Regions from separate parts of the Homo sapiens genome. Here region 1 is linked to region 2. Evidence: read pairs that join two places in POLR2A ChIA-PET (ENCODE). Cell type or tissue: PC-3. All regions are shown on one strand. Each heading gives the region's core, and the rest is flanking DNA. Links, peaks and the distances in the headings are about the cores only. Region 1 has its middle 15 kb from the start of ARSI. Region 2 overlaps CAMK2A (calcium/calmodulin dependent protein kinase II alpha).

The links. ChIA-PET counts read pairs that join two places held together with the same protein. Peaks named below come from ENCODE experiments on the same cell type or tissue, not always from the same donor. Only the 100,000 strongest peaks of a DNase experiment are listed, where the experiment ranks them.
Region 1: POLR2A ChIA-PET joins it to region 2 with 5 read pairs; 5 of 35 experiments call an interaction of 5 or more read pairs at or near these places.

The regions. Positions count from the first base shown.
Region 1 is chr5:150,313,129-150,321,759 of GRCh38, forward strand. No RefSeq gene overlaps it. Among named protein-coding and RNA genes, the nearest start is that of ARSI, 15 kb to the left of the region's middle. RefSeq lists enhancers at 3,777-4,976, 4,118-4,412. In PC-3, for the core only: no CTCF peak of the experiment used is centred there; a DNase peak (open chromatin) is centred at 4,263; H3K27ac peaks cover 1,669 bases.
Region 2 is chr5:150,223,394-150,232,024 of GRCh38, forward strand. CAMK2A (calcium/calmodulin dependent protein kinase II alpha) reads right to left here. Exons shown (of 19, transcript NM_015981.4): 16 at 7,912-7,987; 17 at 4,799-4,893. Among named protein-coding and RNA genes, the nearest start is that of SLC6A7, 38 kb to the left of the region's middle. RefSeq lists enhancers at 4,021-4,582, 4,583-5,144. In PC-3, for the core only: no CTCF peak of the experiment used is centred there; no DNase peak of the experiment used is centred there.

The sequences.
Region 1 (8,631 bases), core at 1,598-6,597, 90 kb after region 2:
CTGCTCACTGCAACCTCCGCTTCCCGGGTTCAAGCAATTCTCCTGCCTCAGCCTCCTGAGTAGCTGGGACTAGAGGTGCACAGCACCATGCCTGGCTAATTTTTGTATTTTTCATAGAGACGGGGTTTAACCATGTTGGCCAGGCTGGTCTCAAACTTCTGGCCTCAAGTGATCTGCCTGCCTCTCAGCCTCCCAAAGTGCTGGGATCACAGGCATGAGCCACCATGCCTGGACTTCTGTTTTCTTTTTCTTTTTTTGATGGATATCATGTTATGGGTTGAATTATGTCCCCACCCCTCAAAAAAAAAAAAAAATAAAAAAACAAGAAATGTTTAAACCCCACCTACCTCAGAATGTGTCAGAATGTAGACCTGATCTGGAAATAGGATTTTTACAGAGATAATCAAGTTAAAATGAGGTCATTAGGGTAGGCCCTTAATCCAATATGACTGGTATTCTTATAAAAAGGGGAAATTTGGACACAGGCAGACGTGCAAAAGAAGAACACCAAGCTTTGATGAAGGCGAGATTAGCGTGACACATCTCCAAGCCAGGGAGCACCAGAGATTGCCAACAAACCACCAGAGGCTGGGGGAGAGGCCCGGAACAGATTCCCTCATGGCCTTAGAAGGAATCAACCCTGCCAACACCTTGATCTCCAACTTTTAGCCTCCAGGACTGAGAAATTAGATCGCTTGCTAAGTTTATGGTATTTTGTTATGGCAGCCCTAGCAAGCCAATAGCACGTGAAGGAGAATTTACCAGAAAACCCATGTCTGTGGCCCACCAACCAGCAGCAGCATTACACACAGTGACTACATCTCATGTTTTATGCATTCCAACCATCAAAAATTAAAGAGAAAAATTCAATTAACCATGCAAGGGGGAAGAGTGGATTATCTTTCCATTCTATGTTTAGAAAATGATTACAAAACCATTTTCCTGTCAAGACTGTGGTGACACCTGTGGCCGGTGCTCATCCTCCCAACACTACACTGCTCCTGAGTCTGGGCCTTTTTTCTGTTGTCTGCATCTAGGACTTCCCTGGTGCCTGAGTGTGCTCTCTGGGTCCTATTTAGAGAAACAACTGGCTGGGCTCTGCTCCCATGGGCCCAGATGTCAGGTTTGAGGTTCTAGAGAATTAAGGGGTCAGAGTGGCCTGGACTCTGTCTCCAAAACTGCCCTTCTTCATCATTTTTCATTCCTTTCCTCCAGCCAGAAAATGAAATTGGAGTTATTTCCTCTCAGAACCTGAAAAAATGTTGCCTTCATGTTTGGCCACGGACAGACGAGCTGTCTCAATTATCCTGGGAAAGGCCATCTAAACATCGGCGATTCCACTGGGTTTTTCTTTCCACCTTTTCCTCCTCCTCCTCCTCCTCATCCTCCTCCTCCTCCTCCTCCCCCCAGCCAGGCCTCCAGGCTCCCTTCCCTGCTCCACAGTGTCCTCAGGGGAACCCCAGCCCTCTTCTCCTCCTCCAACCCACCTCCTGCCTGCCTTTGCCACCAGCCTCTCTGGCTTGCTATCATATTCAGGTGACCTGCCGGGGGTCAAGTTTTCCTTAGGGTTCTGTCTGAAGCTCTTGGCTCAGGACCTGGGGAAGAACAGAGGGAATCAAAAAGTGATTCAGTTGCAGGGTCCAGGCTGGCATTTGGTGGCTGACATTGTAGATGGTTCTACCTAGAGCACCCTCAAATACAAGACTCTGAACCCAGCACCGAGCGGGCATCAGTCCGAACTCTTTGGGTGACAGAAACCCAACTTGCCAGCTTAGGGAAGAAGGAGGAATTTCCTGACTCGCGTAACCACAAGGAAGGAGACAGGATGGAATCAAGCTTCGGAGATGACTTGAACTCTTTCCACCTTTCACCTTTACATTTCTTTGGGCGTCATTGTCATCCTTCCAGACAAGTAGCCCTCACCATGACCAGGAAGGAACTAAGAGCCACTCTCTAGGTCCAAGTTAAAATGTATCAGAGAATTTAGACATGGCTGGTGGGAAAGTAAAATGCCCCTGTGGAAAATAGTTTGACGGTACTTCACAAAGTTAGACACAGAATTGCCATATGACCCAGCAATTCCACTCCTAGGTATATACCCAAAAAAGTTGAAAACAGGGATTCAAATATACGTTCCTCATAGCATTATTTACAATAGCCAAAAGGTGGAAACAGCCCAAATGTCCTTTCAATGGATAAATGAATAAATTGTAGTAAATACACACAATGGAATATTATTCAGCCATAAAAAAGAAATGAAGTCCTGATATATACTACAACCCAGATGAACTTCAGAAACATTACGCTAAGTAAAAGAAGCCACATGCAAAAGTTCGTGTATTGTGCAATTCCATTTGTGTGAAATATCTGGAATAGGTAAATTCATAGAGACAGAACCTGGACTGGTGGTTGCCAGGGTCTACGGGAAAGGGAGAATGGAGAGGGTTTCCTTTTGAAATGATGATCAATCAACAGGGTGTAGGGTGGCACTTACAAAAGAAAGGGCAGCTCCCACTGGAGTCAGGTGGCTACAGTTGAGGGTAGTCACATTCTTGCAGGGTGGAAGACAGAGTACTCTTTTGGAAAAGAGTAGTTATTTATTAAACTATAGTTTAATAAACAAGATGTGACACAATCAAACATTGGAGATAGGAGAAAATTTAGAACTACTCCATCAACATGGTGGCCACTAGCTGCCTGTGGCTAGTTAGATTTAAATTAATTCAATTCCTAAATAACAATAGCCACCTTTCAAAAGCTAGTGGTACCAAACTGGGTAGCAAAGACGTAGACATTTTCTACCATTACAGAAAGTTATATTGAAGAACATTAATTTAGAGACTGCAGAGTATGACTTTTTTTTTTTTTTTTTTTTTTTGAGACTGGAGTGCAGTGGCACGATCTCGGCTCACTGAAACCTCCATCTCTCAGGTTCAAGCGATTCTCCTGCCTCAGCCTCCCAAGTAGCTGGGATTACAGGCGCCCGCCACCACACCCAGCTAATTTTTATATTTTTAGTAGAAACAAGGTTTTGCCACGTTGGCCAGGCCACTCTTGAACTCCTGACCTCAGATGATCCACCAGCCTCAGCCTCCCAAAAAGTGCCAAGATTACAGGCATGAGCCACACCATGCCCAGCCGACTTCTTCATTTTATAGGTGAGAAAAATGAGGCCTAGAGAGATGAAGCATCTTATATAAGCACACACAACAATTTAGGGCCGCAGCCATAACCAACACTCAGGGCTTAGTTTAGGAAAAGTGGAGATGATGTTTTTAATTGGGAAGAAGCTCTATTGTCTCTTGTTTATAAAAGGAACATGCTTGTTGCATGCATTTTAGAAACACTCAAAAAATATTAAGAAAAATAAAGACCGACATAATTTCCATGACTCAGAGATTGTCATAGTTAACATTTATATATATTCTTCTAGGCCTTTTTTTTCCTATGCATTTCCATTCATAGACATATATATAGATTAAAATGCATTTTATTCTGTCTCCTGCTTTTTTCTCATTTAATATATTTCGGACATTTTTTATGTCATTAAATGTAGATTTATGCCATCATTTTAATATCTGTGAGAGATTAATTTTGAACAGGAGATTCTGCAAGACTCTTTTGAGGAAGTGGCATTTGAAAACAGACCCTTGAAGAATCAGGAGGCTGAGACGGTGGCCAGAGCGTTCTCAGCAGAGGGCAGAGTATAGACAAAGTCAAGTTGGTGACAGGACACTCTGTCCATTAGAAGCTTGCTTTTGACAGATGCAAGAATCAGGGCTCAGAGAGGCAAGGTAATGTTTACCAAGGTCATACAGTGAGTCCTTGTAAAGGGCAGGGCTCGAACCCAGGACTCCCAACTCTCAGGTCTGGGCTTTGGCCTCCAGAAAATCCAGTCTCGATTCTTCACATTGGTATTCGCAGCTTTGCATCACCTGGTTCTCACCCGCTTTGATTACCTTAATCACAGATGACATCCCATCACAGGACATCCTCTGCATCTGCTCCATGCACAGGCAGGGAGGTCAAGGCCCACTGAGGGGAAGGCAGTCTGAGTCATTAAGCAAGATGATAATCGCTGGCATGGAGAGAGCCCTCACTGCATGTCAGGCCATGAACTGGGGCCTGGTCCGCATCCTACCACAAGACCCTCTCTTCTCCTCCCTGGGGGCTGTGCCTGTGTGACCCCTGAGTCACCGTCTGCCTGCCTCACTGCTGTGAGTCAGCGGCATTCTTTGTGGCTGAGAGCAGCGCAGCTCAACCTCAGGGCCCTTCCCCTGTACCTTGGTGAGCCTGGCACATCCTCCAGCTAGGCTAGGAGTAAAAGAGTCAGCGGATGAGTGGCCTTGGGTCATGGCCTGAGAGCTGACCTGTGGGGGCCACTGGGATTCGGATGACTCAGAGCTGCCTCCATGCTGTTCGGAAGCTGGACACTGACTCTGTGAAGTAGTACTGGGCAGAAAGTACCAGCAACTGTCTGGGCTGGGAAGGGATGGTAGGAGGCAGTGAGAAGTTTCCCTGATAACCTCCCTTACCCCTTTGAGTACAAGTCAACCCCATCTCCGGGTGGCTGTTGGGGTGAGGGTTAAGAGCATGGGTTTTGCCACAAGGCAAACCTAGTTTGGGGTTGGAGTCCTAAGTCTGCTTCTTACAGTGTGACCTTGGCAAGTCACTTAACCTCTCTGGGCCTCTGAAAAAGGGAAACTGGGAAAACCAGTGCCTGCTACTGCAAAACTAAATGAGATCATGTATGTAATGCACTTAGCACAGTATAGGACACTGATAAAGCTCTTAGAAATTGGTAGTTATTATTTAGATAATATTATAGTAGACATTATCCAGGGTCTCTTCTAACATTCTCCTTTCATTTATTCACTCATTCATTCATGTGATGAGTATTTATATATTGAGTACCTATAGGAGTTGGGGGACAGAGTTCAGAACAGGCTTTCTGAGGACTGACGGTCACCCAATTGCTAATTGTATTATTCTGTTTTCATACTGCTATAAAGAACTGCCTGAGACTGGGTAATTTACAGAGGAAAGAGGCTTAATTGACTCATCAGTTCAGCATGGCTGGGGAAGGCCTCAAGAAACTTACAATAATGGCAGAAGATGAAGGGGAAACAAAGCACCTTGTTTACAAAGCAGCAGGTAGAAGTGCCAAGCAAAAAAGGAAGAGCCCCTTATAAAACCATCAGATCCCATGAGAACTCTATCGCGACCCACCCACCATAATCCAGTTACCTCCACCTGGACTCTCCCTTGACACGTGGGGATTATGGGGATTACAGTTCAAGAGGAGACTTGGGTGGGGACACAAAGCCTAACCGTATCACTGATGTTCACGGTTAACCCCTTCGTTGAGCAAAGAAAATACAGATATCAATAGACATGGTTCCTTCCATCATGGAACTTATATTCTAGTGGGGGAAAATGAGACAATAAATAGACAAATGGACAATAAACAAGAAAATGACAGATACAGTGGAGAGTGATGGGAAGAGGCCACTTTGGATGGAGTGGCCAGGGGCAACCTCTCTGAAGAGGTGGCATTTCCTGAGCCAGGAGGGCTGAGCCATGAGGGGAGCCTGGGCTTGTGAAGAGGCAGGAGGAGTGTCTCAAGCACGGCGAGGTCAAGGCAGGCACCAGTGTCAGGAGAAGGCTTTGCTGTGGATGACACAGCAAGGAGGCAGTGGGACTGCAGGGAGAAGGGAGCAGTGCAGGGTGAGATGTGGGCAGGGAGTGGCCAGACCTTGTGGGCCATGTTAAAACATGTTCATTTCTTGCTAAATGCAAGTCCATGCCTCCGTAGGCTGGAGTTCAGAGTAAGACTCTCGAATACCTGAATGAGAACTAAGCTGAGAAGAGCTTAACCATCTTTCTGAGGGGCATCCATGTCCCATCCAGACAGCTGTGAACATCAGCCCTCTCAGCACCAGCAGGGACCTTGAAAGTGAGCCCCTCCCCAAAGTAGGCAGGGAGACCACAGCAAAGCCACCCTGCACTGTGCTATTTCTGGCGGGGGGCCGGGCCCTCCAGCTGCATTCCAGGAGGAAATCTGACCAAATGGTTGAAACTGAGGAATGCAGAGCCCACCCCTACCTCAGACAGAAGGAGCCCTTTCTCACCCAGGCCCCTGAGGTGAGGCTTTCCGGGGACTAGGGGTCACCCGATTTCTCCTGTTTATGGTTAAAGCCTTTGCTGAGCAGAGAAAACACAGCTGTCAGCCAGAGGCTCAGCACAACACCTGCAGGAAGGGACCGGGCCTGGCAGGGGAGGGGGCTGCCCAGGCTTGCTGGGGTCCTCTCCCTGCCTGCAAAGTTCAGTCACTCTGGCATTCAAGGACCTGTATCTACCTTGACTATCCTAAGCAGGGAAGACAGCCTGCCACAGATCATCCTCTGAAGCCAGAGACGGACGGGGCCACCCAGCTAGATAATAACAATTGCTAACATCAAGAACTTACTATGGGTCAGGCGGTGTGGTCAGAGCTTGAGTAACATCTAACAAACCTTTGGTGTGGGTACTCGTGTTACTGCCATTTTACAGATGGAGAAATTGAGGCTTCAGAGGTTTAATGACAAGCCCAAGATCAAGCAACTACTAAGTAGAGGACTCAAGATTTGAACCCCGGCCTTCTGACTCTAGAGCTCGCTCTGGTTTTCATTGTGTTTGATTTCCTTATATTAATTTTTTCTCAAAGGGAACTTATTATAATACTACTATTAATGGAAACACATATTAGGCAAAAGTAAAAATAAAAGCAAAAAAAAAAAAGGAAATAATGTTAGTAAATTCCAGCTGGATACTGTTGCTGTTCAAAGAGCTAAATCTGAAACCTTTATTCAACTGATGAACAAGAGAGATTAACAAATGTTAGAAAGGTATTGATGATACACAAGCACTGAACTGAGTCAGGATTTCTCTTGAAATAATCTGCAAGCTAAAATGAGATTGAAAAGGGAATCAGTTTTTCACTGCGTGCTTCACTGTTATTTAATATGGTTTAGCTATGTAGTCATCATTAGTGCTGTTCAGCAAACATTTCTGGCTTTCTGCCTCCCAGGCACATGGAGGGTTGACACCTCCTGATTCCTTTGTGATTGGGTGGGGCCATGTGACCAGTTCTGGCCCTTTCTAAATGGCACATTACTTCTGGGCTAGAACATTTTAATTCCTGGTGTGAGGCCAGCCAGCCCTCTCTTGTCCAGAGCCTGGTTCCCAGAGTGAGGTCAGTGAAGAGGAGAGACAGCCCCCAGCTAAGCCACAGTGATTATGTAACACAAGCAAGAAATAAGCTTGGTGTTATAATTCATTAAGTCTTTCAGGTTGTTTATTTACTGCAGCGTAACCTAAGCTATTCTGACTCATACAGCATATCATCTAAAATCACATTAAAGATGCAGCCCCTCTCTTTAAAGCCCACAGTCTTAATTGCTGTGTTGTGCCAGACATTGACCAAGCCAAGACTGGAGCAAAGCCTTAATGTTCCTTGTGGAATGCTCTTACCTTTACTGTTGCCTCCTTCCCCAAGTCCACTACCTTGGAAAACTACCCATTTCCCCAAAGTGCCCTTGACTCTCCCCATGTCAGAGCGTTGCTTACATTTTTCTCTCTGCCAGGAATGATATATACCTCCATCTCTGCCCCAGTTGGAGACATGGTAAAGAGATAGGCTGCCTGCGTTTCGACGTGGACTCTGCTACTTGCCAGCTGTGTGATCTGGGCTCCTCAGTTAACCTCCCTGGGCCTTGGTTTCCTAATCTGTAAAATGGGATAGTCGTGACTCTGTTATTCACAGAGCTGTTGTGAGGATTTAGTGTGTTAACATATGGAAACCATGTAGAACAATGTCTCACACATAGTAAGATATTTATCAGCATTAAGCTATCATTAGCAACCCTGCCTGTTGAAATCCTGCCTACCTTTTGAGGACTAGCTCACATTTCACCATTTCCATGAAGCCTTCTGAGGTCCCCCAAATGGAAGCACTCTCTGCCCACTCTTATGGCAAATTGCCTGGTGCTTTCAAACTCCCTAGGTTGTAAGCTCCTTGGGCAGAGTCACATCTTCATTATCTGGATATCCCCACCTCCCTCCACAGTGGCCTGGCATACAGGAGGACCAAGGAATGGGGGTTACATTGAACAGAATAGTCCAGGGTAGGGAGAGCTACCTTGGGCATCACTGAGGTTCATGCAGGGACAAGAAGGCTCTGAGTGTTGGCCTTGCCTCTTGGGAGGAGCTGGTCTTATCAAGTCAGTGCATCAAAAGCCTGGGGCCCTCTCCCTCACTTTCAGGTGGAAAGACCGAATACAGGTAGATTTGCTGCCTGTGGCTGCCATAACAAAGAACCACAAAGTGGGTGGCTTAAACAACAGAAATGTATTCTCTCAGTCCTAGAGGCTAGAAGTCCAAAATCAAGATGTCAGTAGGTCCATGCTCCTCTGAAACTCTAGGCAGAATTTGTTCTTGCCTCTTCCATGGCAGGAACCATGTCTGTTGATATCTGTAATTTCTTCCTTCCTGGTTGTGGCCATCAATCCTTGGCTTGTAGACACATCGCTCCAATCTCTGCCTCTGTTTTCACGTGGCATTGTCCCTGTGTGTCTGTGTTTTCACATGGAA
Region 2 (8,631 bases), core at 1,454-6,453:
ATGATGGGGACATCACATCCTAGTTTAGATACAGTGGAGTTCAGACATGCAGAATTCATCAAACATGAGAAAATGGAATGTTTGAATCATGACCGTTAGCCACATGGAATAAGCCTAGAGGATCATAGAACCAGAAGAGCTGTGAGCACAGTCTCAAATCCGGATCCCCCCAGGTACCAGGCAGGCACATAAACAACGGGGGCTGAGCTGGGTATAAGATGCTAAATGACAACTGACCCTTTGCCTCTGGGTCAGGGAGGCGATAGGGAGTGATGGGGACTGTGGCGAATAGAATGTCTTGTCCCACCTAAAGAGGGCATCCTGCACACAGCTTCCCTGGTGGTTGCCATGTGAGTGAGACCAGTGTTGACGTGCCTCGTTTTTCAAGAGAATCTGGAAATCTGAATTTTTATATGAAAACTCTTCATTTTTTAGTATTGGCATCTAATTCAAATTTAAAACATCATGCAAGCCAAGTGAAACATATCTACAGTTCAGACACGGCCCGTGGGCCTGTCTGAAGTATATCTACTTCTACTGTATATCTACTTCTACTGTAGATATACAGAATTGTGGAAACGTGGAGGAATATGAAAATTGTAGAATCTTAGAACCTTGAAATGATAAGGATGGTATTGGTGGTCATGGGGTGAGGTCATGGGACTTTCCAGCGTTAGGGAGAGATGCATAGCTCTTGGAATCATGATGGGGCTGACAAAGTCCCTGACACCAGCTTCCACCAGATGAAACATGAGGCATCTCCAGGACTATTATTATATTAATTCTAGAAACTCGATGTTTTCCTCAAGATAGGAAATGAAAGCATAGAAAGACAATGACCCAGGGAGGGGTTGGACAGTGGTGATCTGTATCTTGGGCTTGAGAGGAGCCCTTCCCTTTGTGTAGCCCGAATATAGGTCTGAATCATGTGAGGTGCTGACTTAAAACACAGCTTCCCCAACCCCACCCTTAGAGAGCCCAGTTCAAGAATCTCTAATATTAAAAATCTCCCTTCTCCTTCCCTACCACTTGATCCTGGTGCCAAGCCAGGTTTGTGAGCCACTTATTTCCTGAAAAATGTAAAATGTCTTTTTTTTTCAGGATTGCAGAAAATATCCAATAACACCCATCCCCTAATATCAGAAGCACGCTACACCCAGGCTTTGAATAAGGACTTAAAATCACCAAGTCTTAGGCACCATAGAATAACAGACTTTGAATTTGGGCTCTCAGACATACAGAATGTAGGGTTTCAGCGTCATAGACTTGGGAGTGACCTCAGAGGTCAGAGGTCACCCAGCAGCCGAACTATAGAATCTGAGAAGGGCTCTATAAGCGTCCCTGACAGCATTCAGGGCTGGAGGCATACAAGACCAACATATCCATTCCACAGATATGCAAACTCAGGTCCAGAGAAGCAATCTGACTCGTCCCAAGCTGGGCTAATTCCTGAAAAAAACGCAGTGGAATCTAAAAGTCAGTTTTGGCCGGGAGCAGTGACTCACTCCTGTAATTCCAACAGTTTAGGAGACTGAGGCAGGTGGACTGCGTGAGCCCAGGAGTTTGAGACCAGCCTGGGCAAAAAGGTGAAACCCAGTCTCTACAAAAAATACAAAAAAATAGCCAGTCTCATAACCTGGTAGGTAGGGAGAGAGAGAGAGAGAGAGAGAGAGAGAGAGAAAGTGAGAGAGAGAGAGAGAGACAATGGATAGATAAAATTAAAAAAAAAAAAGTCAGTTTCCAAGTGAGACTGCATTAGAACAATCTAGAACAATCCCAGAAGGGACAAACAGAGCTTAGCATTGCTGGGGGCACTGGGCCTTGCTGCAGTCAGCAAGGGCTGGAGTCCTAGGAGGCATTTGTAAAGAAAAGCCACCTGACATGGTGTCTTTTGAAAAGATAGGTGGCTTCCAATATCTACCCCTGTGCATAGGGTGGGAGAGAACCAAGTCCCCGACAGGAAAAAATAGGGCCCTGGAGGGTGGAACTTGGCCGGGAATGAGCACTTACTCTGGGTCTGCCCTTGTGGGTTCAGCCTTGGAGGTGAGCAGATGTTTAAGCCTGGAGTCTGGGGGCCAGCACTAAGATGGGGCCCGCTGCATAGAGGCAGGCCAAGGGCTGCATGGCTTCCTCTCTGTGATTATTTCAATTTTGCCATCGCTGAGCCTTTACAGTTGGGCCTTAGCCTGGTCCCTGCTTTGTGGGGATTGTAAGTTCACACTGGGGGACCAGTGCCCCCAGAGGACAGACTGTAAGATGGTGGCTACCATGATCAGTGAGGGAGCTCCAGGGTGATAGGGACATATGGGGTCCAGCTACCTCTCCTTGCATGAGAATTCAATTGTTATTATTATTATTATTATTTTTTTTAGATGGAGTCTTGCTCTGTTGCCCAGGCTGGAGTGCAGTGGCATGATCTCAGCTTACTGAAACTTGTGCCTCCCAGGTTCAAGTGATTCTCGTACCTCAGCCTCCCAAGTAGCTGAGATTACAGGTGTGCACCACCATACCTGGCTAATTTTTGTATTTTTAGTAAAGATGGCGTTTCACCATGTTGGCCAGACTGGTCTTGAACTCCTGACCTCAGGTGATCCTCCCAACCTCAACCTCCCAAAGTCCTGGGATTACAGGCGTGAGCCACCGCACCCGGCCGAGAATTCAATCTTCCTTGTTAGCCTTGGAGAATTCATTTGATTTATTAAAGGAAGATGTTGTTTTCTTCTTCACAACTTTTTGGAGGGTGTCCTTGGCCTCTGTACTCTACAAAGTTCAGTCAGAGAGGGTGCAAGCCAGGGTAGGAGTGTCAGTCCCAGTGGGGTTTGCTAATGTGCAGATACAGCAGGTGCTACAGGGAAGGGAAAGGGCACTGGGGTGAGTCAGGTCTAGGTTCTGCCACCGGCTTCCTGGGTTCCTTTAGACAAGTCACTTCTCTCTGAGTCTCAGTTTCCCCTCTGTATGATGAAGAGCTGGACTAGATCCTACTTCAGTCACTGAAGTACCTTCTTTGTTATTTTTGCCATTCACAAGTGCCACTGTACGTACTTCATTAAAGTATTTCCTGGGGTGGGCTTGGTGGCTAACACCTGTAATCCCAGCACTTTGGGAGGCCGAGGCAGGCAGATCACCTGAGGTCTGGAGCTTGAGACCAGCCTGGTCAACATGGTGAAACCCCGTCTCCACTAAAAATATAAAAATTAGCCGGGTGTGTTGGCGGGCACCTGTAATCCCAGCTACTCAGGAGGCTGAGGCAGGAGAATTGCTTGAACCCAGGAGGCGGAGGTTGCAGTGAGCCAAGATCGTGCCACTGCACTCCAGCCTGGGCAAGAGTGAGACTCAGTCAAAAAAAAAAAAGGGGGGGGGGGGATTTTCCTGAATTGATTGACTTTACTAATTTCTATAGGTTTTTTGTTTTTTGTGTTTTTTTTGTGGAGATTGAATCTTGCTCTGTCGCCCAGGCTGGATTGCAGTGGTGCGATCTTGGCTCACTGCAGCCTCAGCCTCCCGAGCAGCTGGGATTACAGGCACCCACCACCATGGCCATCTAATTTTTGTATTTTTAGTAGAGATGGGGTTTCACCACATTGGCCAGGCTGGTCTCAAACTCCTGACCTCAAGTGATCTGCCCGCCTCAGCCTCCCAAAGTGCTGGGATTACATGCGTGAGCCACCGCGCCCGGCTATAGATTTATTTTAAAAGAAAACTTATTGACATAGTCATTGATGAACAATCAGTATCATGAATAAAGTTCTAATAATAAGGCCTGTGAAAATGAAAGAAAGTTACATAATCCTTGCACCATGCTCCTGCCTGAAAGAGATCTGAGCCTGAGATTTGCTTTCTCTTTGATAAAGAGGGAAATTACAAAGTGGCAGAGAGGTGTTGAAAACAGGCTAGCACCCAGCAGAGTCTTTCCCCCTGATGGAGCCAGAGTATTGAGAGAGAATTAAGAAGGAAAGAGCTCTCTCACTGTGCAAACCCATGCTGTTTTAAGTGGTGCCCACATACACCCTAAATCACTGTGTAGCCTCAGTGGTACACGCCCTTGATTTGGGGGACCCTGAATATACCACTTCTTAGGTCCTTCCTCCCTGTCCTAAGCTGCATGATTCTAACCTGTGTGCGTTTTGGTTCATCCCTATCTGACCCCCGGCCTAGGGAAAGACAGACACAGGCAGAAAGCACCCTGGGTCAGCCCCAGCCTCAACCCCCTGAAGCTCCTGGTTGCAAAGCTGCCAAGGTCTCTCCTGCAAAGGAGAGGCCCAGGAAGGACAGACATGCAGGACAGAGACCTAGACAAACAGGCAGGGGCACAGCAGTGTGAGCTCTCTGTCCTCCTCTTTCCCAAACTGCCCACCCACAGAGGGCACTTGCGTAACAACCCACCAGCCAGCTTGTGACCAGCTGGGCAGCTGGGATGGCCCCAGGCATCAAGATGACTGTAACTCGGGTGTGTGTGTCAGTGGGAAGCCTCCCTTATCTATAATATGGGAATCAAGGCCCTCCCCAGGCCCCTCCCAGGGTCATGGGCAGGAGAGGCCTGGGAGGGCTTGTCCTGTGTGTCCCTGGTCTCTGGGACCTCGCCTGCCCCATCTTCAACCACAGGAGGGGCAGCTGGTAGTTGATGGGCCAGGGTTAGGAGAGGGAACCAAGAGGGTACCAACCCCAGTCCACACGGGAGCTTCCTCTTCGCTGGCTCCTGAGCCGCCCCTGGGGCCCTGCCCGTCACCCTGCTGTGCCATCCAGCAGGACATGGAACGAGAGCAGACAACAGGCACCACAGAGAGAAGGAATTGCTCACGGTTTTCAAAATAGAATCGATGGAAGTCCAGGCCCTCAACCAGGTTCCCCAGGGCCTCAGGTTCGAAGGCTGTCATGCCAGGGTCGCACATCTTCCTGGGGGAAAGAAGCCAGAGGGAAGAGGGACTGGGGCGGCTTCTCATTGGACCCTTGGAGGGTGAGCCTGTGAAATAGGAATGATTGCACCTACCTCACAGGATCATTGAAGTTAGTAGATGGGAAGGGGCCAGGGGCTTGCAAGTTATAAAGTATGGGATATCACTGACTGGTTGGTGCCATCTAGATCCGGGAAGCCTGGGTTCAGGCCCTGGCTCTGCCAATGGCTGTGAGACCCCAAGCAAGTGGCTTAATCCCTTTAAGCAAGAGCACCATGAATAGTGTACAGGGCTGTGCAGTGCACTAAAGGTGCTGGTGGGGAGGAAATTCAGCTTGCTCTCTACTCTCCAAATTGTACTCCCTGGTTCAGGGCAGTGGATCCAGAGGGGGCTTTTTCTAATTTGTCTTCCTGTGGGGTCGGGATGGGGGACACTGCCTTTTCCTTCACATAAAAGTGACTTCTGCTCATCAAGCCAGGTATATACCTGGAAGGGGCGAGTTTTCTAATTTGAACAAAGGTGCCCTATTGTTAACAGCAGCCTTGGCTGTGAGCCTCAGTTTCCTCTTCTGTAAGATGAGAAAAATAGCATTAGATGAGGTAATATCTGGGAGGAGAAGCACAGGGCATGACGGAGGCTGTGTATTTTCAGCTGTTATTCCCTTCCAGGTCTTAGTCTTCTCGGAGATCCTGACAGCCAGGCAGGGGAAGGGAACAAGCTGTCTTTCCCATCTCCAGGTCTGTGGGATCTTTTGTGGTATAACATGGACCCCTGTGACAATAGCAATGAAGCCAGGGGCAGGAAATGTCCCAGGACAAGCAAAGCTCCCAACCCAGGGTAGAATTGGAGACACCCAGGAGAAGGTGTCAGGCCCAGCACCGTCTGAGCTGGAGAAAGCATTCACAGGGTGCACTGTCCCTGCTCTGTCCTTTCTGTTTGGGTGACCCCAGACAACTTGCTTCTCTACTCATGACCCCAAATTCTCCAGATGGCTTAAGCCTGGGGCTGGGGGACTGTGCTCAGACCAAACGGGATGCCCAGGACCCTTCCAGCTCCAGAATCCCCCAAGAGTGGGGGTCTGGACATGTGGGAGACTGAGCGCCCCCACTGAAGAAGCCCCAACCCTGGAGGCACCTGGGTGTTCCTGCCTCCTAGAGTGAAGGGACTTGGAGGCCATCTGCCCCAACTCCATTGTACATATGGGGAAACTGAGGCTCAGAGAGATGAAGGAACATGTTCAAGATTACACAGGGCATCCTGGACCCCAGAGGTCATGACAAGGGGTCAGAACCTAGAGCAGGCTGCAGATGTCAGAGGAGGTGACATCACATAGGTGGGAGGGGTTCCCCAGGACCCCCAGAAGTGCCACTGAGGAGCTTGGGGACCACAGGGGCCACCTCTCTTTCCTTCACTCCCTGGCTGTGTCCTTCCAGAGCCACTGGCATGATACATTCCAAGTCCATTCTTTCTAGAACTGGTTGCAAGACCAGCTTAACAGCCTATTTCCATGCTTTTATGCAACACTCAGGTATATACATGCACACGCACCTGCGCACCCTCCTTGTGCACAGTTTTAAACGTGCACACATGTGTACAAGTGCATGCATACACATATGTACACATCACCCTCAGTTCCACACATGCATCTTCTAAGCCCCTTGTTCTTCCAGAGGGAGCCAGTGACCTTCTAGGGGGCTTTGCCACCTGCTGCTCCTGAAAACTCTCCCACAATTAGAATGCACCTGGCAGGCCGGGCGGGCTCGGTAGCTGACGCCTGTAATCCCAGCACTTTGGGAGGCTGAGGTGGGTGGATCATGAGGCCAGGAGTTCGAGACCAGCCTGACCAACATGGTGAAACCCCGTCTCTACTAAAAATACAAAAATTAGCTGGGCGTGGTGGCGTGCACCTGTAATCCCAGCTACTCAGGAGGCTGAGGCAGGAGAATCACTTGAACCCGGGAGACGGAGGTTGCAGTGAGCCAAGATCGTGCCACTGCACTATAGTCTGGGTGACAGAGTGAGACTCCGTCTCAAAAAAAAAAAAAAAAAAAAAAAGGGAAAAAAAAAAGAATGCACCTGGTCTGCCAAGCCTTTGAGAGGCAAACTTCAGCTCTGGGCACATTGGAAATCAGGAACAGGCTGCCCAAGGAGCAAACCCCAGCCAGGTTATGCCCAACTCAATTTAACCCAACAGGCAAAAATAACTCTGCCTTGGCTGGCAGTCTTTGTCCTCCAAAAAGCTTATGTCTGGTCTCTAGGCCCAGGCCTTGTCAGCACTGGCCAAAATATTGAGGACTAAGCCCAAAATATTTGCTCTCCCGGGGGCCAGCTGAGGGCCCAAGTGAAGTCTGTTTCTGGGCCAGGCCAGGAAAGGTGTGAGTGAACAGCACAGGGTGCTCTGGCTCAGCCCATGCACACACAGCTGCCCCTCCAAAGGCAAGTCCAGGTGTGTATGTGATGTCTCATTTTATGTTATTTTTGTGCAAGCTGCCTTATTTCTCAGAGGAGTTCAGATTCTGCTTAGAATTACTTCTGCTCATGCCTGCTCACTGAAGGGACGTGCCCTGTGGATCCTGCTTGCTCCTGCCCATCTGAGGTCAGAGGTCCAAGGGAGTCTAGGGTGAGCACTCAGGCCTACTGGGCAGGAATGAAGGGAACGTGCCTCCCTTCCCACCTTCCCAGCTCATCTCCTGAGGAGGCCCATGCTGTGATACTGTCCACCCCCTCTTTCCTTGGGGAAGCAAGGGAGTTTTGTTGGAGTTCCTCCCAGGGAACAAGATGTGAGGAGGAGGAAGGATGGGAGGAGGAGGAGGACTGACATATAGAGCAGTGTCGCGAACAGAAAGCTCAATAGAAGCATCAAGTCCGGATGCAAAATAGAAATATGAGTTCAGCCCGATTCACAGCACATGCAAAGTGAGTGGATGAGGATCGGAGACAAGGACCCCCAAAGTTAGCCATTGGTACCCCCTGAACAACAATCCAGGCAGGACATGCAGAATGAGCCCAGCTGACTCACGTGTAGGACTCAAAATCTCCATTGCTTATGGCTTCAATCAGCTGCTCTGTCACTTTTATAATTTCCTGTTTCCGCACTGTAAGGCAGAAGGGGACACAGAAATAATAATAATAATAATAATAATAATAATAATAATAATAGTGATGGTAATGAAGCACCAACTACCATTTCTTGAGTCCTTATCATGTGCCAGACTCTGTGCTGGGACCTGAAGACCTCATGCAGATGATCTCATTTATCCTCGCATTGCTGCTGGGGGCTAGGCATCATCACCCCCATTTCACAGAAGAAACTGAGGCCCAGAAAGGCAAAAAAAAAAAAAAAAGGTGTGAAAGTTCCTCAACTACAAAGGCCAGAGCCAGTGTCTCTGTTGGCGGTCTTTGCCTCTAATACATGGTGGACATTCTGAATCTACGCCTGATGTAAATCCAGGTCTTGGCTCCCAAATACTTATTCCTACCACCTTTGCTTTGCCATGTAAATCAAAACAGGATCAACTGTGGCACTGTCACTGATAGCCATGAGCCAGGGGCTTTCTTATGGCCAAAACCAGCACCACTAAGAAAAATCTTAGGGTATACGCATCCCTTGAGCCTAGATGAGCTTCTTGCTCTATTTGGGTGCCGATAGGAATTAGGCACAGAGCTGTCCAGAACTTTCTAGGCATAATGAATCCCATTTGCTGAGACCTGGCCCTCCCCTATCTGCCACTGAAACACC